Linked DNA regions of Homo sapiens: region 1 is linked to region 2. A link is a contact called in ENCODE Hi-C or POLR2A ChIA-PET data. All regions are on one chromosome and are shown on one strand. The core of a region is the stretch at or near the end of the contact, and the rest is flanking DNA. Distances in the headings are between cores, read along the strand shown. Region 1 has its middle 21 kb from the start of UPK3A. Region 2 overlaps ATXN10 (ataxin 10).

What was found. A loop is a pair of places that touch in the nucleus more often than their neighbours do. ChIA-PET counts read pairs that join two places held with the same protein, here RNA polymerase II (POLR2A). Pooled maps may share reads with other maps.
Region 1: a loop to region 2 is called in a pooled map, with 9 times the contacts of the local background. The contact joins two enhancer-like sites. A Hi-C loop is called at or near these places in 5 of 37 single-sample maps with no recorded cell type and 5 of 50 pooled maps. POLR2A ChIA-PET finds 5 or more read pairs at or near these places in 1 of 52 experiments (PC-9).

The regions. Positions count from the first base shown.
Region 1 is chr22:45,262,148-45,265,298 of GRCh38, reverse strand. No RefSeq gene overlaps it. Among named protein-coding and RNA genes, the nearest start is that of UPK3A, 21 kb to the left of the region's middle. RefSeq lists enhancers at 1,440-1,629, 1,054-1,889, 1,900-1,949. Within about 2 kb of position 1,743, at least 18 of the 41 ENCODE cell types and tissues checked have a DNase peak (open chromatin) inside an H3K27ac peak, as active enhancers do.
Region 2 is chr22:45,774,025-45,776,951 of GRCh38, reverse strand. All of the region lies in intron 9 of ATXN10 (ataxin 10), which reads right to left. Among named protein-coding and RNA genes, the nearest start is that of MIR4762, 15 kb to the right of the region's middle. Within about 2 kb of position 1,256, at least 3 of the 41 ENCODE cell types and tissues checked have a DNase peak (open chromatin) inside an H3K27ac peak, as active enhancers do.

The sequences.
Region 1 (3,151 bases), core at 494-2,993, 510 kb after region 2:
AATTTGTGCTTTTTGTGTGCTATTTCAGAAGCCTCTGTCTAACTCAAGGTTACTAAGATTTTCTGCTGTTTTCCTGTAAAAGTTTCACAGTTTTAACTCTTCCATTTAGGTCTGTGGTCCATTTTATAGACTCCCCCAAATTTATTTATTTATTTATTTATTTTGAGATGGAGTCTCGCTCTGTCACCCAGTCTGGAGTGTAGTGGTGTGATCTTGGCTCACTGCAAGCTCTACCTCCTGGGTTCAAGCCATTCTCCTGCCTCAGCCTCCTGAGTAGCTGGGATTACAGGTGAGTGCCACCACACCCGGCTAATTTTTGTATGTTTAGTAGAGATGGGGTTTCACCATGTTGGTTAGGCTAGTCTCAAACTCCTGACCTTGTGATCCACCCACCTCAGCCTCCCAAAGTGTTGGGATTACAGGTGTGAGCCACTGCACCCAGCCCCAAATTAATTTTAGTATGTAGTATGAAGTAAGTGTGGAAGTTCATTTTTTTATATATATATGGACGTCCAGTTGATCCAACACTTTTTGTGGAAACACTTTCCTTTCCCCACCGAGTTGCTTCATCACTTTGGTCAAAAATCAGTTAATTTGGTCAGGCACTGTGGCTCACGCCTGTAATCCCAGCACTTTGGGAGGCCAAGGCAGGTGGATCACTTGAGGTCAGGAGTTCAAGACCAGCTTGGCCAACATGGTGAAACCCTGTCTCTACTAAAATTACAAAAATGAGCCAGGTATGGTGTGTGCCTGTAGTCCCAGCTACTCGGGAGGCTGAGGCAGGGGAATCACTTGAACCCAAGAGGTTGCAGTGAGCCGAGATTGCACCATTGGACTCCAGCCTCGGCAAGAGAGCAAGAGACTCTCTCAAAAACAAACAAACAAACAAATTCAGTTAACTACATATGTGTGGGTCCGTTTTGTAATATACTGTGTGAACCAAAGAAAAACCCATTCATGGGCTGCCTGGTCTGGGCCCCGACTATTTTCTAACATTGACCTCCAGCACTCAGACCTCCTTGCTGGCCCCTGGCTAGGCACCTGCTGCCTCAGGCCTCAGCTCCAGCTCTGTCCTGGTCTAGAACTGTCTGCCCTGAGATCATCTCCTGTCAATGCCTCCTCCTCTGAGAGGGAGGCCCCTGCCATGGTGTTGCTCTGGTGATTTGGTTCCAGGAGAGCTTGATGAGATCAGCAGGCGCCGGATTGTACAGGGACTTGCAGGCGGAGACAAGAATTGAGGTTTTATTCTGTGTGAGATGAGAACAGGAATGGCATGATCTGACTTTGGCTTTGGAAACGTGGCCTGGGCTGCTGTGTCGAGGTGGACTGTAGGGGGAGTGCGGAGGCAGGGGTGGCCGCAGGAGGCTCCGGAAGCACGTGGCTCCTGCCGGCCACTCGCTCTGCCTGTAGTCTGTCATCAGAGCAATCCTTGGCCCTGAGAGCAGATGCTGCAATGAGAAGGAAGGTCAGCCCTGGCCAGCCTTGCTCTGGGATCCCAGGGCATGGGATTCAGGAAAAATAGGGGCTTCCCTCCTCCATGTTCACCATGCCACCCCGCCCTCGGTTCCCACACCCTCGTGGGGTGGCTCCAGGCTACTGTCCTGGCCCTTGACCTATTCACTGCCCTCAAGGCTTGGGCTGCATTTGTGGAGCAGAAGAAGGAGCCGGGGTGGAAGCCCTGAGGTTAAGTTCCAGTTCCTCTTCTTACCAGCTGGGTGACCTCCAGCGAGTCACTGGAGCCTGCAGAATCTCATTTGAGAAGTTGGATAAGATCTCTGCCCCCACCGCCCAGGCCCCAGGGGAGCTGTGCAGACTGACTCTCTTCTGAAGAGTCCCTTGGAAATGTTTTGGCGGTGGCAAGAGAAAGAGCTTTGCTTGTTCTTCAGAAAGACTTGCCGGAGTCAGACACTGAGGACTCCAGAGCATCTGGAGGAAGCCCAAGGGCCACCTCCCCTGAGAAGCCTTCCTTCGCCAGCCTGAATAAAATGGACCTCTATACACACACCTGTCTCAGTGGTGGCAGTGGCAGGCCATCTGGAGCGGCTGCTGCTGTCACACCAGCTGCAGCAGGGAGGCACGGCTGGGGCTGCATGTTCCATGGAACTGGCAGGAGCTGGGGACAGGCAGGAGCCTCTCCCATTCTGAGTCGGGGTGGCAGCTCCCTGCATGCCGCTGCAGCTGCCCAAGCCACGGCTGTGGACCCAGGCATCCCTGTGCTCTCGGAGCCTGGGAGCAGGTGGGAACCCCACCCTCCCAGGTGCAGCTGCAGCCGCCCAAACCACAGCTGCAGACCGGGGCCTCCCGCTCCACGGAGCAGGCTGGAGTCCTGCCCCACATCCCACATAGCTGCACCGGCCCTAACTGCCACTGCGGACCCAGGCATCTCTGCACTCTTGGGGGCCCTGGAAGGCCCCCCTGCCCTCACAGGCTTGGAAATGCCTGCTCCCACTGCCTGGCTTCTCCTTGCTGTCGGCACCTGCTCTGATCTTGGGGCAAAATTGGGGCCGAGCCTGGGTTTTGTCACAGCCCAGCCAGGTGTGCACACACTCAGGGCAGTGCTGACATGCCAGCCCCCTGCCGTCTCAGCCCTCTCCAGATTTTGGGCACTGATGAGCATAGGAATGAAGCTGAGGAGGAACTGAGGGCAGCTTGGCAGTGGCCTGCAGACGCCCCTTGGTACCTATAGCCTGGGCGCCATGAATGGCAGCAGGAGGCAGACAGGTTTCTGGGCAGAAGGGGGTGAGTCCCTGGTGAGGCCCACCTTCAGGCCAGGGAGGCCCTGAAGGCTGGGGGCCAGGCTGTCAGTGCCGTGGACTGGAGTGCGAACTTGTGTTGCCTTTTCTGGGCCTGCCCATGGCCGCCCATGGACCAGTCAGCATGAACTTCCCCCTCTCTGAGGCTGACAGAAGCCCCAGGCTCAGCCAGAGCTGAGCAGACGTCGGATGACCAGCTGTAGTGAGGAACTGCCCTCTCCAGGGCCTCCTCTGAGCTATTGTCACTCAATAAAGCTCCTCTTCGTCTTGCTCACCCTCTTGTTTCCGTACCTCATTCTTCCTGAGTGGAGGACAAGAACTTGGGACCCACTGAATAAGGCTAAAAGAGCTATAACACAAACAGTGCTGAGACATGCCCCTTGCTGGCCACGTTGCAG
Region 2 (2,927 bases), core at 7-2,506:
TTATTGAGAAATTATGTGCAAAAATGATGCATAGGAATAAAAAGCTGAAAACGGTACAGATCCTTCCATGAAGAAACTTTTAAAAACTCTTGTCTCAGAATCACTGGCAAAAACATAATTTAATTAGAATACCAATGCTTAAAAAAACTGGCAGCAGCAGTTAGTATTTTGGGTGATATTCATATACCAAGCATCACGTGATATACTTTACATATATTATCGTTTGTGTTTATAGCAATGCAGCAAGACATAATGCATGATTTTCATTTTCTCTATTGAGAAAGCTAGGGCTCAATTACTCTTGCCCCAGATCACACAACTAGTGGGCAGCTGAGCCATGCAGGCTTCCAAACCAGGCTGCTTGGCCTTCAAGTAGAAACTTCTCTTCCATATCAGTTTAATTGCCTTAAAGCAGGGTTCCAACTTTGACATTAAAAAAAAAAAAAGGTATCAGGGAGTGCAAATTATATGAAAAACTTCATATGGCTGTGGGTGTGTGAACTTTCCTGAGAGGGGAAAATTTTAAGGGGTAAAAAATGAAAGGTGGTCAGACAAAATATCCATGTCACGCATCACACCTGCAGACATGATCATCTTCGTTTTAAACACCTTCTTCAGTGACATGCTTATGAAAGTGCTTTATAGAATGGAAAGTGCTATCAAAAGATTGGTTGTTATTAACAAAGCAACAAGTGGGTGGTTTATGATTAAGGTAAACCATGGTCCACATTAAGTTTTAGACAGAAAGAAATGGAAACAATCACTGAAGCCTTTACACAACGGGTGTTTTTTTATTCTGCAAACTACTACCTCTGGTTAACCGTAGGCTTACAGAGTATATCACCATCTTGATTTCGAGGACATGAAAACTAAAGTTCAGAAAGGTAACAGGACATGCTCAAGGGTGGTGATGCACAGCCCTGGGTTCCCTGAATTGGGTCCCCCTCCAGCAGACAGGTCAAGTGTGGGTCAAGGACGGAACCAATGGGCTGTGGAGTGGCCACAGATGTCGGTGCCCATGGTGGCTCCACTTAATCTCCGGGAGCTCCAGGTTTCAAACACCAGCAAACGGATGTTAATGTTACCTCCCGGCTGGCTGTGAGGGGCGGAATGATCTATCAGGTTAGAGGCTGTAGAATATTTATTATTGGTGCTACCGTGCTAAATAAATCGGAGACCCAGGTCATGACATGAGGCACTAATGAGGAAGTAAAACTTGAAGCATGGAAACTACTCAACCGCTGTTTTTCACTAAATCTCTCTCAATAACAATACTGCAAGTCACATTTTTATTATAAATAGTCACACGAAGGAGAAAAACAGTGTCATTACACAGGCTAACACTGACGAAAGCCATGTTTGGCAGTCACCTAATTCTAACCATATTTTCCAATATTAACTGCATTTTAATAAAACTGAGACACTACAGAATAACTATTTCTGAACCTGCTTCAACAAGTAAACAAGAAAATGTTTGAACAGAATAAAGACAACTAAATATGGAATGAATATAAACTTTCAGCAAGCACCCACCCGTTCTACAAACCCTCACAATGTTTGTGTTTTCCAACTTGTCTCAATTTCTTACAAAATCTCCATGAAGCCACTTAAGAGAGGGTGCACCTCAGCTAACAGGCCCTATGTTGAGGTCCAGATGTGAACACAGGGACAGGGACACAGCCCCATGCCCAGGACCAGTAGCCTCCTGTTATGTCCAGCCCTCCCAGTCCTCCATGTGCACACATCTGTCCCCTGCCCACTGCCATCCCCTCCTTCTCTAGGAGTGGTAAGGACTGAGGGCCAGTGTTTCTCAAAGAAGGCCCCAGACCAAAATTCCCACCTCTAGAAATGGTGGAGTCCTAAAATCTGCAGAGTGGATAAGTGCTTCTGGTAATACAACACTAAAGTTTTACAAACTACCAGAAAAAGGGATGGGGAAAAGGCAAAACAAACAAACAAAAAACTTTAGTGTTTCTCCGACCCCTGCCTTTATTTATTTATTTGTTTGTTTTGAGACAGAGTCTCACTCTGTCACCCAGGCTGGCGTGCACTGGCGTGATCTTGGCTCACTGCAGCCTGCCACCTCCACCTCCCAGGTTTAAGTGATTCTCCTGCCTCAGCCTCCCCAGTAACTGGGATTACAGGCGCGTGCCACCACACTCAGCTAATTTTTGTATTTTTAGTAGAGACAGGGTTTCACCATGGTGGTCAGGCTGGTCTCAAACTCCTGGCCTCAAGTGATCCGCTCACCTCAGCCTCCCAAAGTGCTAGGATTATAAGCGTGAGCCACCGCGTCCAGCCCCCCTGCCTTTATTTTGTAAAAAACATTAAACATCCTTTCTCTTTTTCAGGAACCTGACATGGAAGATTTCCTAGAGTTGGGATCCTTTGCTGTACAACACTGGTCAGGACTGGAGAGGCAGGGAGGTGTCAGGTGGACATCTGGAATTTCCTAATAGCGATCTCCTCTTACATCAAAGTAGTAGTTCCCCTCTGCCTGTAAGGCAGACTTCATTTCCAACATAAGGAACAGGAGACCTGGAGCTCTCCCACAGGACTGCTTGCTCGCACACTGTGTCTGCATTATCTGTCTCACTCCAAAATAGCGATGCAGGGACTGGTAGGGACAGGCTGCCATTCCAGACAGGTGCAGCTCCTGCTCTCACTCTACTGGACAGATGGCCATGGTCAACAGTCACAGAGTTATGGAGGCCAAAAACTCCCCCAGCAGAAATGCCAAGTAGGAGGCAGGTGCCCCACCATGCCTACTAAGGCAGGGCCACCCCCAGACATTAGCAGGCTGTCACAGTACTTCCCAGAGTGCCAGCGCACACATGCACATGCTGAAATGGTGCTGGCTGAAGCACATGGCATCAAATGGTTCTTTCTGTCTGCAAGACCTGAAGAGGGGCTGTTTTGATGGCTTC